Linked DNA regions of Homo sapiens: all the other regions are linked to region 1. The links are chromatin loops, found by intact Hi-C in ENCODE. Cell type or tissue: PC-3. All regions are shown on one strand. Region 1 has its middle 13 kb from the start of OTOR. Region 2 has its middle 29 kb from the start of SNRPB2. Region 3 overlaps KIF16B (kinesin family member 16B). Region 4 overlaps LOC124904875 (a long non-coding RNA gene).

Region 1 (2,500 bases):
GAAATGAAAATAAGCCTTCAGACCCCATCATGTGTCAACCCTTCACACTGGGAGGCTTGCTGGAGCACATGAAGGGCATTTGGTGAAATGCTAAATCAGGAGCCAGGATGTGCACAACTCAAGCATGAAGCAAAAGGAACGTGCTTAAAATCATGGAGAAAGGGAATCACCAGGGCTCATTTGCAACAAGCAGCATGAAGGTTCTGTCTTGACAGCTCTGGCCAGTGTGATGAGATGTGTGCCAGGATAAGCCTGAACAAACCTATTTTTCAGGTACCAGCTCTACCCAGTGGCTTGTTAGTGAGCAAATATGCCCCAGAATGGACTTAGAAAACAAATGCACACCCAGATAATTGTTTAGGTCCTCCAGCATTCATCATTCTTCATTCTTTCAAAATTCACCTATTGATTAATATCATCTCTTAGAGTAGGGTTTCCTAACCTTGGCACATTGTCGTTTGGGTCCTGATTATTCTTTGTGAGGAGCTGTATTGTGCTTGTAGGTTGTTTAGCAACATCCTTGGCCTTTACCCACTAGATGCCAGTAGTGATCCCCTTCAGTTGGAACAAGCAAAAATGTCCTTGGACATCACCAAATGACCCTGGGGAGAGGGGAAGAGGGGAGGAATGAGAGGTCAAAGTAGCCCTGAGTTGAGAACCACCCTGTTAGACGAAGTAGAAACCCAGATTTACGTTTGTTTAATCATATTCTGGCAGGGTGTTGTGGACAGGTTGTGGGTCTTGAAGCCAGGTTATCTGGCTTCAAATTCCTGCTCCTAGAGTGAATGACTTGAGACACCAGGTTCTGTGCCTTCCAGCCACCCCATGGTGCCCCTGGAGGGAACTACAGGTTGTGTTAATTGTTTTCTAGGAAGTTTCTACTCTCTGAGCTCAAGGTGCTATTGCTGCTTTTCTATAAATGGATTAAATCAACTAAAACTATCTACAAACTCTGCAGGGCTCCATATCAAAACAAACATACAAGTAGGTTTGAAAGTGAAATGTCAGCTTTCCCCTAGTATGTGTATTTTCAGAATCAATCAAAGTGACTATAAGGTTAGCAATAAAGGCATATTAATACCCATATCTATGCCATGTGTCAAGCAGATTTTAAATTCGTGTGTGCTGGGAGTGAGGGGGAGTATGGAGAGTACCTGAGAAGGCAGCCCTGACAGTGACAATTCCAAATGCTGTTGAGAACCACTCACACCCTGGGTTGTTGATTCTAGTCCAGAAATGTCTCTCTGGATGCCAGATCTCAAACTGACCACTGGAGGTCATCCTTGTCCCACCAAAGCTTCTCACTTAAGACTAACTTGCACAGCAGAAAGTTTCAGCAGAAGCAAATCAAGGAGAAAATGTGAGGCTGTATTAGCGACCCGACCCACAGAGGTTGTGGCAGGGACTAGATTGTGAAAGGACGAAATGAAATGAAATGAAAAGCCACCTTGGGCGGAGCTAGTAAAGTCAATGCAACACCCAAATGCCCTTGAATGCCATTGTAGTGTTTTCACACACCTCCTGGCTTCAGTGGTATTTATTGCCAATGCCAGAACTTCCAGCTGCCTTGAGACCTCTTTATCTATATGCAAAACTGCCTAAAAATTATGCTTTCTCACCAAAACCCTGAATCCATAACTGACAGGCCACAAGAAAGCTCAGCTTCCTCTCCTTAGGTCCAGGCAACTCTGAGATGTAACTTTCCAGCTCCCAGAGGCCCCTGTGGGATCAGGCACCAACCAGCCACTGTAGGACCTTGCCTGAGATTGCAGCTTGTCTGAGATTCCTCCCCTTCCGTGTCCTGCAGTCCCTCTCTGCCTTACCTATTTTCCCTGGGAGTCATTATTTGACAAATCATTGTACGTAAATCCTCATTACAGGGTCTGCTTCTGGGGAATCTGACCCAAGACACTGGTTTAAACTTGATGCTCAAAACTTTTGATTTTTTTCCCCCATGGTCGTCTACCTGGCTGCTTCAGGTAACCGTGGGATTTGGGAACACATATTACCTAGAGTAGCCTCCGTGCCCCTTGGCATTTTCCTGCAGGACAGACCGGTATTGCAAGTCTATTCCTGGGCCTCAGCAGGCTCAGCTGACCTCTCCGTGTCTGTCCATCGCAACATTGGCTAAAGTGGTTTGCAGAAACCTATGTGTCTGCTTGCGGTTCCTGGGAATCCAGGCTTGAATCTGTCTGCTAATCCATTTGTAGCAGCACTAAGAGTAGTAATTTAAAGCCCAGGGAAAGATCTAGGAGCAGATAAAAAGATCCTTAAATTATTTCAGAGTCATGAGGGGCAAGGGAGGCGAAGGAGCTGGAAGAGATCTGACAAGCCATGAATGGATCCAGTGAGAGGGTAGGGTGCACACCTGGGTGGGTGTTTCACGGGGGAAAAACCTGGCTGTGACTCAGGATTTCTGCCTTTGGTTTGTAGAAACCTAAGCCCCAACATTGGCTTTTTATTTTTTTTTTCCCAGTTCAACATAGCATTGCTCAAGCAA
Region 2 (2,500 bases), 60 kb after region 1:
GAGTTGGGACCAAACAAAGTGCTTGGTTGCAGATGCAAAATTGGATGATAAAAGTATAAATAGTAAATCATAGTAGATATTTGGACATCCATGTTCACAGCAGCATTATTCATGACAGTCAAAAGGTAGAAGTAACCCAAGTGTCCGCTGACAGAGGAATGAACAAACAGAATGGGCCATGTGCATACAATAGAATGTTATCCAGTCTTATAAAGAAAGAAATTCTAACACATGCTACAACACAGATGGACCTTAAAGATACTATACTAAGTGAATAAGCCAGTCACAAAAAGGATAAACACTATATAATTCTGCTTAGATGAGGTACCTAGAGTAGTCAAATTCATAGACACAGTAGACAGAATGGTGGTTACTAAGTATGTGGGGGAGGGGAATGGAACGTTCTTGTGTAATGGGTAATGGGAGTTTCAATTTGAGATGATAAAAGCAGTTTTGGGGATGGGTGGTGTTGATGGTTGTACAATAGTGTGAATGTACTTAATGACACTGAATTGTACACTCGGTAATGGTTAAAATGGTAAATTTTGTTATGTGTTTTACCATAATTTTTAAAAAATCAAAATGATGAGTTTGTTTCTTGGGGGAAGGGAAATAGGGGACTCTGATTAGGATGGGATGCATCAGAAAGGTGCTAGGGTTCTTAGTGAGGTTCTGTCCCTTGATCTGGCTGTTTGCACAGGTATTGCCTTATAAAACTTCATGATTTTCTGGTATCTATGTTTTATTTTATAGTAAAAGGGCTTTTTAAAATAAAAGAATCAAGCCAGGTGCAGTGGCTCACACCTGTAATCCCAACACTTTGGGAGGCCAAGGTAGGCAGATCACCTGAGGTCAGGAGACCAGCCGGGCCAACATGGTGAAACCCCATCTCTACTAAAAATACAAAAAATTAGCTGGGTGTAGTGATGCATGCCTATAGTCCCAGCTAACTTGGGAGGCTGAGGCAGGAGAATTTCTTGAACCTGGGAGGCGGAGGTTGCAGTGAGCCGAGATTGTGCCACTGCACTCCAGCCTGGGTGACACAGCGAGACTCCGTCTCAGAAAAATAAATTAATTAATTAAATTAAAAATTAAAAAAATTAAAGAATCACATATGAAACACTCAGAATTGTGCTTGGCACGTAGAAACCCCTAAACTATTGCTATTATTACATATTCTTCCTGCCTCTCTTATCCATCTGCACTGCCACCATGTGGCATGATGGTCTACCCACAGGTAGCACCAGGACCCAACTGCTGGATGTGATGATAACACTTAATCCAGAGAGGCTACAAGACCAACCTGAAGGCCAAGAGTCCAATGGAAGAGGCAAAACCACTAGGCCTGCCCTAAGTGCAGAAAGATGTGGTCACAACCAGGGTGCCTTCTTGAAGAGGCCAGGCCTATCTTGAACAGGGAGTGCCTGGGTTCATCTCCACGCTACATTTCATTCTGTTTTAGCCCTTCATGCTCAGCTTGGTTCTATGTGCATGAAAATTGATGACCAATATGATGTGAAGCTAATAATTAATCGTTCAGATTATAATTACTGGAGGCATCAAAGCAAAAGAAAGCAGCCTGGGAGGATGAATGAGGTTTGGAGAGGCAAATGGAAGACTGAAAGCACATGGCTTTCCAGGAGCCAAGAGAGAGAAGTCTGGGCTGGCACCTTGTGTCTGGGTGAAAAGACAGGCTGAAGCCAGAGAGAACCATTAGGAAAGCAGTGGGAAATCAGGTTCGACAGGTCACCAGGAGCCAGGTGAGGGACGGCCTTGGAGTCAGACAGAGAGAGATGCACATTTGAGATGTGTAGGAAACCGGGGCCAGGAATGTCATTGAGCAGAGGAAATTAAAGGACTTATTCTATCAGTAACCTGCAAGGGAGATGGAAGGGGTTGGGGGCCTGGAGGCTGCTGCAGCAAATACCCTGACATTAGGGAATTCTGGACATTGTGAGACACAGGGAGATTTGATTTGAAAGGAAAATCAACAGAACTTGATACCTAACTAGATATGGGGAAGGAGAGGCAAAAACCACCTTTAAATGGAAATAAGGAAGACGGCGTGGTGTCTTTCATAAGGACAGCTTCTCAGATTATTTTCTAGGTTCTAGATGGTCTCAACCTTGGCTGCACCATTGAATCACCTGGGGATCTTGTTAAAACACAGATTGATTCCGTGAATCTGGGGTGAAATTCCGTATTTTTAACAAGTACTCAGGGATGCTGATGCTGCTGGCCTACAGATCGACCATACTTTGAGTATCAAGGTTTCAAAATTTCCAACTTGACTGTGCATGAGACTCTCCTGGAGAGTCTTTAAAAATCCAAATACCCAGGCCAGGCCACTGAAATCAGAATCTATAGGGTAGTGGATACAGGCATGAGGTTTTCTAAAACTCTCCAGGAGATTCACGTGCACAGCCTAGGTTCACATCAGCTTTAGACTCTCTCACTTTCAGAGGTTAAAGAACATATTTTAGTCTTCAAAGGTTTCTCG
Region 3 (2,500 bases), 240 kb after region 1:
GAAATGTGAAATCTCAGGTCTTATTCCAAGACCTACTGAATTAGATCTGAATTTTTTTTTAGCAAGATCCCCAGTTCTCTGTGTGCACCTTAACATTTGAGAAATGTAGTCCATTTGTAAATGGTTTGTGGAGGAAGTTGGCTTTCTGAGACAATGTAAATGTTAAAGTTGGAGGACTGGAGCGACTATATCCAGAAGATACTGAATCAAACATCTGGGAAAAATAGGAGCTGGGTGCAGTGTTGCGCACTTGTAGTCCCAGCTACTTGGGGAGCTGAGGTGGGAGGATTACTTGAGGCCAGGACAAGTCCAGCCTGGGCAATATAGCGAGTCCCTGTCTCTTAAAAAATTAGGGAAAGATAGGAAGGAATGGCAGTGATGGGAATGGGAGCCTCACAGAGAGAGGTGGTGCCTGGTCTGAAAGAAGGCCTGGGAGAGGAAAGATAAACTGATGTTGGTTGAACTTCCATTGTTGTCAGAAACTCTGCTTGGTGTTCATATGTGCTATGTTGTTTAATCCTCACAGGAATCAAATGTGTTAAATTTTAACTCTATTTTTCTTTGTTGAAGAGATTCAGTAAGCTTAAGGAACTTGCTCAGGTTTGTAGACCTAATTGACTTTTAATAGTAGCAGAATTGGACCATGGGGCTGTACGGGTGCTGGAGATGCCACTGGAAGGTCTTAAGGATGTGGACGAGAAGGAGTGGTGTGTTCACGATGACAGATGGATCAGGCACAGGAAGTGGCTGGCAGGTCGCATCCCTGCTATAAATAGGGGAAGATGCTAGTGTAGCATGGTGTGTGTGTGTGTGATTTGAATGTAAAGGCATATTGAGAAAATATATCATGTCTACTACTATAGTTCAATTTTCCCTTAACCTTGAACAAATACCAAGTAAGATGACCGTTAATATTTTTTCTCCCAAATTAATTTTAGAATTAGAAAAAAAATCAATGAGCAACTTAAATCTACAGTCATGTAAATTAAAGATCATTAAACAAGGTCTGATTTTCTTAATGGTTCTTCAGAACTCCAAAGGGAGGCTTTGATCTCACACAACCTGTTCCTTAATTCAACCCAGGAGAAACTTGAAACCTAACATCTCCCAGTTGACATGCCCGATGAGCGAGTTTTTATTTTAACAGTGCCCTCTTGTGGGCAGTTCCCCTCAAGTGAGGCCCCAGTGATGCCTTGGATTACCCAGGAAATCAGCTTTCAAATCTGTGCTCTGACAGGCAGCAAGGTGGATTTCAGGTAACCAGGCCAGCCAGGTTCTGATGCCAGCGGGGAAGAGCAGTTGTCAGTCTCATAAAGCAGGCCCCGCTTCCCACCTTGGTTGTGGGGGCGATGCTCGGTGCATCCTCTGTGGGAGCTGTGATGGGGGTATCTCGATTTCCTTGCCAAGACCTCTGGAGAGATGCAGGCAGTGCCGGCTGCTTTTCCAGGTCATAGCGCCAAGTTTGGGTGGGTTATTTGAGACTCACTGAGAATGAGTCTGAGTCTGAGCCAGCCCTGGGTCTCTGCGCCTCCAGACCTGGATTTTCTAGACCCGTTTGCAGTCATGTCTCCTGGCCCCAAACCCCCTGAGCCCCTGAACCGGAAAACCGCCTGGGTTAACTTTCTGGGCAATGAAGTAATAGCAAAGTGGTAGGCATAGATTTTAACCCTAGGGAATAATTTTATTCTGAAAACCTTTGGGTTTGGTTTAAATGTGATATTTTCCATGACTTTGGTTTAGCCCCAGGCCAAACTATGAGAAACAGTCCTTCTTTATTCTTTGAAAAGTTTTTAGAAGACTTTTTTCCTTACTAGTGAATTCATAAAAAATGGTATTTGCCTTTTGTGTTTTGTTTAATCTGAGAGAATTGGGGAAATATTTAATTTTTACTCATATTCCATATACAGTGGTGAAAATGAGCCTCCAACTGGTGGTCTGGAGTCCTGAGTGCCCCTGGGGTTCCTGACTTTTGCTTCTTAAGAGAAGTTCAGGGAGGGGCCCTTCCAGGTAGGATTGGGGCCTGGTTGTTGCTTTCGAGGGTGTGGGAAGAGGACACATCACAGTGATAACTAAGTCCTGCATGCAGTCCCAGCTCTGGCACTCCCTGGTGTGTTCCCAGTTACCTGACTTCTCCCCATTCAGCTTCCTCATCAATGGGTCTTGTAACACTACTCTCCCTGTAGCGTTTTGATGAGAATTATACATGAACACACGAAAGTGCTTAGAAAGACCGGAGTAAGTGTGAGTTGCCATTATGGTTGAGACTTGAGTAAGTCATCAGAATTTGAGAGCAAGATTGAAAACTGTCAGCTCTTAAAGCTAAAATGGTTAAGAATTAACTCAGAATGAGTGAGACTGGCAATTTGTGGAAATGACCCAATGGAAATAACAGTTTGTTGAAATCTTTTACTGATGAGGCTGAGGAAACAAAGTCTGTAGAAGTCAGTGGGAAGATGGATCTGAAGACAGCTGAGTTCCAGTTGGCTGTATTTTCATCTTG
Region 4 (2,500 bases), 180 kb after region 1:
CTCTGGGCACAGTGCCTCTGGGGTATCCCTGCTCCGCAAGCAGTGCCTCTGCTACTGCCGTACACTGCCACTTCAGTAATAGTTGCATTCTAACACCACCAGCTCACCCTTGAATTCTTTCCTGGGTGAAGCCAAGAACCCTCCTGGGCTAAGTCCCAATTTTGAGGCTTCCCTGTGCTGCATCAATGTCACAGTCTTGCTTAAGGCTGACCATTTGTATCAACATGTATGTTTTTCCCCTATCACTTCATTCAATTCTGCTTCTGACAGCTGCTCTTCCATTTCTAGTGATTTCTCCAACACATCTCTGCTGAGAAGGAGGGGCTGAAGGAAAAGGCCTGAGCTATAAGGACACAGATATCAGGGTTCAGACCTCGGCTCTAATACTTACAAGTTATATGACATTCGGCAAACTTCTCCATATATTTTCATCTGGTGTATTTCTTCTCTATGAGTCATTCATGTACAGAGAAGTCTTAGTGCCTTGGGGATCTTCAGGAACATTACACACCTCTCAGCAACAACTTTGGAACACCCAGTTTCGTACTAATGCTCCTTTTTGAGCATTTGAATGATTTCTGCAGCATAATTTTTGTAGCAATAATAGTGAACCATAAAAACTCAATGGCCTCATTATCAAGTCATCTGCACAGGGCCAATTGATTTGGATGATATCAATTCTCTTAATCCTTCCCTGGAGTGCAGTGGGGCAGAGTCCTGCTTGCTTATTTTACACAGAAGAAAAACTGCTGCAGCTCCTAGGCACCCCAGCTTTGTTCCTGGAAATACGAGGAAATGCAAAGGTGTGGCATCCCTACTGGCAATCTACTGTATTCCCATGTGGGCATGGTGAAATCTCCTTCACATAGATTGCAGGAGCACCTCCCTGACTGCTGAGGTCCTGTGGAAAGGGAACTTGAACACCATCCGGAATATAGGAATTTTTTTATGGGGGGAATGGTGAATAGACAGACAGAGTTCATTTCCAGATTTTTATTCACTCTAAGCTTTTTCAGATTCAGTGTCTCTGGGGTGCGCATTGTTGAGCATCTTTACACTTCAGCCTGCTGCCATCAAACCCTGGACTTTATCCCAGAGCTACAAATGAGATCTCAGCCCTGGAGTTGTCTGTCATGAGCCTCGGGGCCTGCTTTGCTGTGACTGGACACTCTACCATCTGTCTGTCAGCTTTGAAGCGCTTCCCTCTTTTGTCCCAGGAATGCAATTAAGCAAGTTACTTGGAGCTGTGCCTTCAATAATCTTACTGGAGGTTTACACAGTCATAGGGTGAGTTAACAGGGTAAGGGTTTAATCAGTGAGTTGGATGAGGAAAGTATTTTGTTTCTTGGCTTAGTTTTGCATGGTAGCATTTGTCTCCTTATGTAAACAGAGTGCAAGTTACTATCCTGCCATCTTCTATACCGTATTGAATTACCAATGTAATTGTAATCAGCACTTCTGGAAAGTGCTGATGGCCTATTTTGTACTTGTTTGTGTTAATCAATGTTAATTACAAAGCAAGCACAGGGGTTAACGAATTATAATGGGCTTAATTAAGCTTGACAGTAACAAATGGCATAACCTTTATGTTATGGCCTGGTTAAAGTAACAAAAAAAAAAAAGGGACAAAATAGACCAGAAAATCATCACATAGGAATCCATATTCATATACTGATTACCTACAGGAACAGAATAGTGTAAGGAATTTATTGGTTTTGCTAATTGTCAAGTTAAATTTTTACCACACTGGCACTACTAGGAGTACAGAGAACTATTAGGCCTGACTTTTACCCTCAAAGAATTTGTAATTTTGTTGGAAAAGAGACACAGAAAACCAAGTTTTAAAATGGTCCAATGAGTCACAAGTGAGTGATGCCTACCATGTTACAAAGCATTTGGAAGAGACAGGGATCACCGTGGGTTGGTGCAGTGGAGGAAGACTAGGGAAGGTAGAACTCAAAGAAAGAACTCGATGGAGGAGAGGAGGGAAGTAGGCATTCTTACTGGATGCATGGGTGGAGCAAAGGTTTGGAGGTAGGAATGCAAATACTGTGTTCAGTGAGCATGCATGCTTCTGTGAATCTGCTTCATTGATTTAAGTGTCACAGAGGGGTAAGGAAAGTGTTGTCCACAGTCACACTACCTGGTCTGAGCCTTGATCTCCCCGTGTATGGAGTAAGAAATGACCACAAAGACACTTCCGGCGCCCAACTACAGCTGCAAAAGCCCTTGAGCAGGGCCTTTTCTCATTAGATGAGATAGGATGTATTTGGATGCAAGCAATAACACACACACCCTAAACAGAATGGCTTCCATAACAATCATCTGTTTACTGCTCCTAAGTCTACTGGTCAGCTTGGTTGTTCCGCTGGTCTGGACGGGCTCAGTTGTTCTGGGCTGTTCTCACTCATACATCTGATGACTTGGTGGAGGTTGGCTGGTGTGAGGTGGCCCCACTCACATGTCTGGTGGCTGCCTGGCTATTGGTTGCAGTGCTGGA

What was found. A loop is a pair of places that touch in the nucleus more often than their neighbours do. Peaks named below come from ENCODE experiments on the same cell type or tissue, not always from the same donor. Only the 100,000 strongest peaks of a DNase experiment are listed, where the experiment ranks them.
Region 2: it touches region 1 in a loop (16-fold over the local background); 35 of 110 quality-filtered maps call a loop at or near these places.
Region 3: a loop joins it to region 1, with 15 times the contacts of the local background. A loop is called at or near these places in 69 of 110 quality-filtered maps.
Region 4: a loop joins it to region 1, with 2.1 times the contacts of the local background. A loop is called at or near these places in 3 of 110 quality-filtered maps.

What each region holds. Positions count from the first base shown.
Region 1 is chr20:16,760,203-16,762,702 of GRCh38, reverse strand. No RefSeq gene overlaps it. Among named protein-coding and RNA genes, the nearest start is that of OTOR, 13 kb to the right of the region's middle. In PC-3, a CTCF peak has its summit at 1,278; DNase peaks (open chromatin) are centred at 1,282 and 2,052; H3K4me3 peaks cover 662 bases; H3K27ac peaks cover 476 bases.
Region 2 is chr20:16,700,216-16,702,715 of GRCh38, reverse strand. No RefSeq gene overlaps it. Among named protein-coding and RNA genes, the nearest start is that of SNRPB2, 29 kb to the left of the region's middle. In PC-3, a CTCF peak has its summit at 1,232 (motif pointing left); no DNase peak of the experiment used is centred here; H3K27me3 peaks cover 1,044 bases.
Region 3 is chr20:16,517,142-16,519,641 of GRCh38, reverse strand. The region is part of intron 3 of KIF16B (kinesin family member 16B); the gene reads left to right. Among named protein-coding and RNA genes, the nearest start is that of KIF16B, 55 kb to the left of the region's middle. In PC-3, a CTCF peak has its summit at 1,152 (motif pointing left); a DNase peak (open chromatin) is centred at 1,131.
Region 4 is chr20:16,579,101-16,581,600 of GRCh38, reverse strand. LOC124904875 (a long non-coding RNA gene) reads right to left here. Exons shown (of 2, transcript XR_007067539.1): 2 at 2,242-2,500. Among named protein-coding and RNA genes, the nearest start is that of KIF16B, 6.9 kb to the right of the region's middle. RefSeq lists an enhancer at 56-225. In PC-3, no CTCF peak of the experiment used is centred here; a DNase peak (open chromatin) is centred at 1,250.